Regions from separate parts of the Mus musculus genome. Here all the other regions are linked to region 2. Evidence: chromatin loops called from intact Hi-C (ENCODE). Cell type or tissue: left cerebral cortex. All regions are shown on one strand. Region 1 has its middle 9.1 kb from the start of Gm13016. Region 2 has its middle 5.5 kb from the start of Igsf21. Region 3 has its middle 48 kb from the start of Gm13021.

Evidence for each region. A loop is a pair of places that touch in the nucleus more often than their neighbours do. Peaks named below come from ENCODE experiments on the same cell type or tissue, not always from the same donor. Only the 100,000 strongest peaks of a DNase experiment are listed, where the experiment ranks them.
Region 1: a loop joins it to region 2, with 5 times the contacts of the local background. A loop is called at or near these places in 6 of 42 quality-filtered maps.
Region 3: it touches region 2 in a loop (2.4-fold over the local background); 2 of 42 quality-filtered maps call a loop at or near these places.

The regions. Positions count from the first base shown.
Region 1 is chr4:140,370,156-140,372,655 of GRCm38, forward strand. No RefSeq gene overlaps it. Among named protein-coding and RNA genes, the nearest start is that of Gm13016, 9.1 kb to the right of the region's middle. In left cerebral cortex, no CTCF peak of the experiment used is centred here; DNase peaks (open chromatin) are centred at 1,490 and 1,863; H3K27ac peaks cover 1,027 bases.
Region 2 is chr4:140,251,052-140,253,551 of GRCm38, forward strand. No RefSeq gene overlaps it. Among named protein-coding and RNA genes, the nearest start is that of Igsf21, 5.5 kb to the left of the region's middle. In left cerebral cortex, a CTCF peak has its summit at 1,492 (motif pointing right); a DNase peak (open chromatin) is centred at 1,506.
Region 3 is chr4:140,469,072-140,471,571 of GRCm38, forward strand. No RefSeq gene overlaps it. Among named protein-coding and RNA genes, the nearest start is that of Gm13021, 48 kb to the left of the region's middle. In left cerebral cortex, a CTCF peak has its summit at 1,167; DNase peaks (open chromatin) are centred at 931 and 1,232; H3K27ac peaks cover 1,066 bases.

The sequences.
Region 1 (2,500 bases), 120 kb after region 2:
CAGCTCCTCAAAGGCATCGTGAGCTCCCATGTGACACACATGGGTTCCTCTCAGCACCAGAGTCGCAGGGCCTGGCACATAAAAGCAACTCCTCAGAGCTACCCAAGGTTGGATCATTTATAAAGAACTGAAATGAATTCTCCCAAGATTCTGGGGTCCCAGATGGAAGCACTGCTGGGCAGGGGTCCCTGCTTGCCACACAGAACTTCACCCCCATGTCTCTTCATCCCTGGACCTTCGCCCTGCAGAAGGCAGTGGACACCTAGGAGCCAAATGCTCTCTGAAGCCTCTGTTGTGAGGGTCTGAGTCCTCTCCAGTTCCAGGAGTCCTGCCAAATTACCTAGGAGTCTGGTCTCACTGGCCAGACAGCATGGTACACATTCAAACCTTAGCCCTGCTCCCTCCAGATCAGCCCCAGGATGTCCTTGCAGGGATCTAAGATCTCTCCAGCACTGGGTTGATTCTGTGACACTCTCCTTCTGCCTCTGGGAGACTGAGCCTGGCTGGGGGAAGTGGTCCCTGAGGCTAGTATGGAGCCTGGGTTCTGGCACATCCTTCACCTATTGTCTGCTGCTGTGCCAACAAGACATTACCTTGAAAGACTGAGCCTGAGCAAATGCTCTCACTCCACATCATTCATGTATTCACACTTCATTAGTTCTGTGGGTGTTTACTGAGCATCTACTACACGCAGGGACTACTCTGGGTGCTGGGAGCAGAGCAGTATTCAGGAAGGCGCAACTGTGAACCACCTCTGTGACTAGACCCTGATAACAACCAAGTGACAGGAAAGTACTTGAGCAAAGGGGCAGAAAGCAAAAGATGGGCAAGATGGCTCAGCAGGCACAGGCGCTTGCGGCCAGGTCAAGCTGGGAAACATGTATTCAATTCCGAGAACCCACATAGTGGAAAGAGAAGGTTGAGTCCTCTGAGTTATCCTCTGACCTCCATGGGCTGCTAAGGCACACCTACCCACTAGCACGAAAATGAAATAAATACAATTATTTGTTTTTTCAAGTAGAGTGAAAAGTTGAGCTCACAGGGTCAGCAGGGGTGGGTGAAGGCTGCAGAGGTTCGGTGCCCAGCGAGGATCTGAGCACATGCACAGCACAAGCCGCTGTCTGGCAGCATCCTTGAAGCTTTGCCACCCAGCAGTTCTGAGACAGTTGCCCACTGGTGAGGTCTTCGGGGCTGATGGTCCGACAGGCAACCCTCAGTGTTCAGGTGAAGTCCATAAAGGCAGAGAGCTTGAGGGCAGAGGGTTAGGGTGACCCTCTGGCACATCAAGGCATCAGGCGCATCCGGCGCATGCTCAGTTGGAGTTGTTAATACAGCCACTGCTGCTGTTCAGGACTGCTAAGGACCCAAGGCTGCTGCTGAGCTGGGCTCCTCGGAGGAGCTAGATTTGGTGACATTTTCCCCAGTGCCAGCCTTCGGGCTCTCCTCAGAACCTACCCACTTGGCACAGCCAGTGCTGGGCGAGAGCCCACCTCTTCCAGAAAACACTTTAACAGCCTGTGCGTGGGAAGCCCAGACAAGTGAGAGAGGTGGCGCCCGGAGAAAAATCAGAGCGTGTCCCCAGAGCCACCCAGTTTCAGGATTCAAATCCAGGTCTCCTGGAGAGCGCTTCTCCAATGCTCCTCTTGACTCCTCTTTGCTGAGGAGAAGGCGCTGTTTCCCCAGCCCTGAGCAGCGATTTTCAGAGGGTGGCTTTGGTCTGAGGAAACACACATAAGTTCCACCTTACCTCAGAACTCGCCTTCCTCCCAAAAAGAGAGGCTTGTCACCCAAGCACTGGCATTTTGAAATTGGGACCTGTGGTGGCAGCACTGCCAATATATTGGCAGCAGATGCGCCACTAAGACACCCACCACACACAACCCACTCTGTTTGCACCTAAACCAGCCCACCCGTACGAGGGCTGTGTTAAGCCTTAGTCCCGGGAAAAGGTGTGTTCACGGATGCCAAGATGCTGGAGGAGCCTCAGAGAGCACCCTGGTCCAACTCTACTGAATGGGGAAACCGAAGACAGTCCTTGTTCAAGGTCCTACAACTGCAGTTCATGTATAGCTCAGACCCCGGTGTGGCTGACTCCTGGGTGCATGGAGCCTCTCCCCACAGCGCCCAGTTGCTCTGCCTGCCTCTGATGCTGCCCTGCCATCAAGTGCCCACATGAGGGTCCAAGTTCAATCCCCAGAACCCACATTTCCTGCACCCTCAATCCCAGCACTGGGGAAGCAGAGGCAGGTCGATTCTGGGGCTCCCTGGCCAGCCAGCCTGGTTAAATCATTGAGCGTAAGGTCAGTGAGAGATCTTGCCTCAAAAAACAAGGTGAACAGCTCCGAATGACACCCAAGGTTGACCTATCACACACCCTATCTCTCTCTCTCTCTCTCTCTCTCTCTCTCTCTCTCTCTCTCACACACACACACACACACACACACACAGAGAGAGAGAGAGAGAGAGAGAGAGAGAGAGAGAGAGAGAGAGAGAGAGAGAA
Region 2 (2,500 bases):
CTGGTATATGGTAAAGTTGGCATCTAAAGATAGACGACCCCTTGCTGATCTGTCTCTCTGCTTTCTGACCTATGTTTCCCAGCCCATACTCTCCAGCCCACCTCTCTATGCTGAAGTTGGAGATATCTGTTCTGTGTCCTCACAGAGCATTGTGGGCCTAATGTGTACAGGACCACAGGTGATTCATCTGATCATTTGGGCCAAGAAAGATGGAAAGTGACTGTTGGGGGGAAGGAAGGGATAGATGGATGGATAAATGGGAGGTTGGATGGATGGTGGATGGATAGATGGATGGAAGGAAGGAAGGATGGATTGGTGGATGGATGATGGATAGATGGAAGGATTGATGGATGGAAGGATGATGAATGGAAGGATGGATGGATGATGGAAGGATGGATAGATGATGGATAGATGGAAAGATTGTGGGTACACAGATAAAAATGGATGAAAGGATGGGCAGATGAATGAAAATGATAGGTGATAGAGATAGACAGGCAGGCATGCAGACAGACAGACAGACAGACAGACAAATAGAGGAATTTATGGATAGATAGATAGATAGATAGATAGATACATACATACATACATACATACATACATACATACATGCATGCATGCATGCATACATAGATGAACATAAAGGATAATGGATGGATGGATGGATGGATGGATGGATGGATGGATGGGCAGTGGAGTGGATGAACAGGTAGACAGATCAGAAAAAGGCTTAGTGGGTCCACATAGAGAGGTGGTGTGGATGGATGAATACAGATTAGGAAATATCAGCAGGATTTATTCTTTTCCTGCACACTGTGCTGTCTGGCTGTGAAGGAGCAGGGCAGCAGATGTTAGTCATTACCAGAGGTGCCAGCAGATACAGTCAAGTGCCTGAGCGAAAGCGTAGGCTCTGGGGTCAGGAGCCTAGACTTAAATCCCAGTCTCGACTCTCAGAAAGGCGATTCTGACCAGAAGATAGGAAGGAAGAACTCTCTTCCTATCCACTGTGACAAATTCATTGGTCACCTACCTGGTACATGCCTGGGCCAGTCTCCCCCTTGCCTGTGAAATGCAGATAGGACTAGAGTGACCAGTGTGGCTTGTGATCACATCAGAAGATGTTCAAACCATGAGGATCAGCTGTGGCTGCTGAACTGGCACTTGAGGCAGTCAGCAACGCAGTGCTGCTATGACCCACGGTTTGTTTGCTTCTGTGGTCCTCAGCCCAGCATCCTTTACAGTGGTTCCACTGTAGAAGAGTGGGCAGACTACAGTGTGGAGGTCTGAAGAGACTTGCAAAGTGTTGGCCATAATGCAAAAGCAAAGGAGGGAAGCCGGTTCATTTTCCCCTGTGATCCTTTAGAGCATTAATCCATCCATTTCCAGTTTCGGACCCTTGTCTCCAGGTTATCATTTCGGGGCTGATAAATCTGAGGTCACTCTTGAAATCCTCCCTTGTCTACTTTCCCTCTCACTCTGCAATTTTGAAAATCGCCAATAGGTGGCGCCATGGAACACGCGATTTTCCTTTTTTTTTTTTTTTTCCTTTCCTTTCCTTTTGAATTGGAGGGCCTGTAGTTCATAACATGAATCACCTTCTTAGTCACAGATTCCTTAAGTGTCAATGTTTCCAAGGCAAGGCATGATATCCCTAGACATGCTTCCAGTTAGTCCATTTTGTGATGGGGGAAGAAATACTGTAGAGGGGAAACTGAGGCCCCTGCAATTTGTATGGAGTGGGTACCTTGTTCCCACTACAAGAACAGAGATTTTCCCACTGTGATCCTTGTCTCCCCAGGTCTCACTGAACGTTCCAGAAGGTCTGGGCTATTTTACCTTGTTCCCTGAGAACTCTCGTGTTATTCTTTTAGGCCCCGGTCATTTGGTTCTGGTTCACGCAGGCCAGGGTCACATGGTTCTGGTTCATGCAGGCCCAGGTCATGTGGTTCTGGAAGTTGAGCAGGGAGGTCTAACTATCCAAGTTAGTGATGCAATTGGGAACCTAATGGCATGGGTGCCCGCAGGTTTTGGTTAAGTACAGAAGCCATAGGGTAAAGCGCTCAAACCTCTCCCCTCTCTACAACCTGCTTTCTGGCTGTGCCTTCAGGTCCCAGAAAGTGTCAGACACTCCTGTCCATTTACAGTATGGACAGGTGATTTTGATTCTGTGGGTTTCATGATTCCTGTTGGGAAGAGGCAAAGACTGGGCAGGATGTCAGCCATCTGCGACATCCTGCCCAGCAGGAATTCACTTTCTCCTCACTTCTGTCTCCTTCCTCTTCAGCCACTAATGAAGCAGAGGTGTTGTTTGTGACACTGAGCTGGCCTTTCGGGGGGTGGGGGGGGATGCAACTCCGGAGCTCTGGGAGTTCCAGGTTAGCTAGGGAAAGAGTAGTCTGGGGGAAGAATCAATCATGGGAAGCACTCCAGACACACTGGTGACACCAGAGTCACCACGTAAGGCAGCTGGAGCCTGGGAGTGGAGGCCAAGTTGGTCAGCGTC
Region 3 (2,500 bases), 220 kb after region 2:
CCATGGCCTCTGTATCAGCTCCTGCTCCCTGCCCTGCTTGAGTTCCAGTCCTGACTTCCTTGGTGATAAACAGCAGTATGGAAGTGTAAGCCGAATAAACCCTTTCCTCCCCAACTTGCTTCGTGGTCATGATGTTTGTGTAGGAATAGAAACCCTAACTAAGACACTAGACAAGCACTCTACTGACTGAGCCACATCCTCAGACCGCAGCGCTGGGATCTGAATGGCAGCGAGCTATCCCCCAAGCCAAAGCTACCTCCCTAAGGCAGGCCCAGCTCGCCGTCGGCCTCAGCTGCAGTGTGGGATAACATGACGGCACACATCCCTGGACTTCCTGAGATGCCAGGCCGAGGTGAATTTCCCCAATAGGAAAGAGATCATGGAGGACAGGAAGCTACCCTCCTGCTGTGACTGGGGCCATATACTGTAGATCCAGAGAGGAAATCTTGCCTTCTCCAGTCCCCAGCCAGAAAGCAGCCCCTGCACCATCTCTCTCAAACATGCTCGTTCAATGCTCATAGCCACAATGGCAGCCTGTTCAGCTAGAGGGCTACCCCAGGCCTCTGCCAAGATTTCTGTCGGTCAGTGTGAGAGGAAAGGAAACTCTTGAGACATCAGGTCATCCCCAAGTCCCCTGCCCAGCTGCCTCTCTTGCATCCAAGCCTTGGGTTTCTGGATTAAATAGTTCACAGCCTTCAGCCTATCCTCTGGATGAACAGAACACGTTAGAAAGTAGAGGCCCGGAGTCACAGGAAAGGACTCTCACGCCTGGGGGAAATCCACGCCCTGCCTGCGCTCACGCAGCCCGAGAGCCAGGATTCACTCTGCAGTTCCACATAACTAGAAAAGGAACAGAAAAAGACAGATCTGGTGACATATGAAATGGAGACAAAATTCAAATCCCAGCATCTATAAATAAAGATTTATTGGCACACGGCCACACCCACTCATTGACATATCGGCTAAAGTTGGTTACAGCAGCCAAGCTGAAGAGTTCCCAAGGAAGCAGCCCACTGGCATCAGGGTGGGAGATCTGGTCTCTACAGAACACTTTGTTGTAGCAAGAATCTTCTCAATAACCTTTACAGGCCACTATGACCTCTATTCTCCCTTTTCAGGGTCTGTAAACCCCATGTGCTCTAGATACTAAAGAAATGCGCCCACAGCGCCCCCCAGAGGGGACAATTAAGAGAACAACAAATTCACAACAGTCACTAAACCCTGCTCTGGCTTCAGTCCAGCCTGGGAGCCATATGACTAATGCTGACTTAAAACTGGAAGGACCCTGGATGGCTAGCAAGTTATGAAAACATTATGGCCACGCCCTCCCCCTCGCTCTCCTCTCTGCATATAAGGCACAAGAGGATCATGCTCTTGTTGCCATAGAAACAAGACTAGGCTAAGTCTGCAGCAGGAAGGATTAAAGGTAGACTTTGGAAGATATAAGTAAGCCGGCAGGAGAGACCGAGGCACACAGATTGCTAATCCTTGGTTAAGGCTCAGCTAAGAGCTTCCAACCCGCTCTTTATTAATATTGAGTGTGGGTGTATGGCATTAAAACACAGGCCTCATCAATAAATACCAATCAATGTACCCAGAAGACAAATGCTTGATTGCATTTATACACATATTAATTGCATCTTACCTACAGACTCGGGTCCAGACTTTGTGAACTAGAAGAATCTTGGGCCAGTTTGAGTCTGGGGACTACTGTTAGTGGCCAGACACTTCTTCCAGATATTTTATAAAGGTGGATGGGTTAGTATATTGTGAGGGGTGGGTGTGGGGGCATATGTGGGTGGGAGGAGGGAGGGAGAGTACATGTGTGTGCAACCGCTGGTGTCTATAGATGCACATGCACATGCATGTTCATGCATATGGTATCAGGGGTCTTCCTTCCGTCTCTCTCCAATTTATATTTATTTCACGTATATGGATGTTTTGCCTGCATGAATGTCTGCACACCCTGTTTGCTTGTCCATAAAGGATACCAGACACCCAGGAACTGGAGTTAAGGATGGTTGTGAGCCACTATGTGGTTGCTGGGAATTGAACCTGGGTCCTCTGGGAGAGCAGCCAGTTGCTCTTGACCACTGAGCCATCTCTCCAGCTTCCACCTTACCTCTGTAGACTGAGTCTCTGCCTGAGCCCTGAGATCACCCACTGGACTAACTAGCTAGCAAGCTCCAGGGAGCCTCCTGTCTCTGCTCCGCCATGCCCAGCTTTTACATAGGTGCCTGGTCTCAAACTCCGCAAACCCTCCACAGACAGCCATCTCAATAGCTGACACCCCATTTTGAATATTTTAGCTTTCTGTAAAAGCAGCTGCTGGCCCAAGCAGAGTCTGGCCCTGTCACAGTGTCTGGCCCATTAGGCCAGCATTCCCCATACCCCATGCCTGCCCCCTGTCACACCTGTGCCTTCCTAGGGGAGCAGGCATGAGAGATGGCCGTGCCCAGGAGAAGAACGTGAGGCTTACAGCATCTGGAGACATTCTATC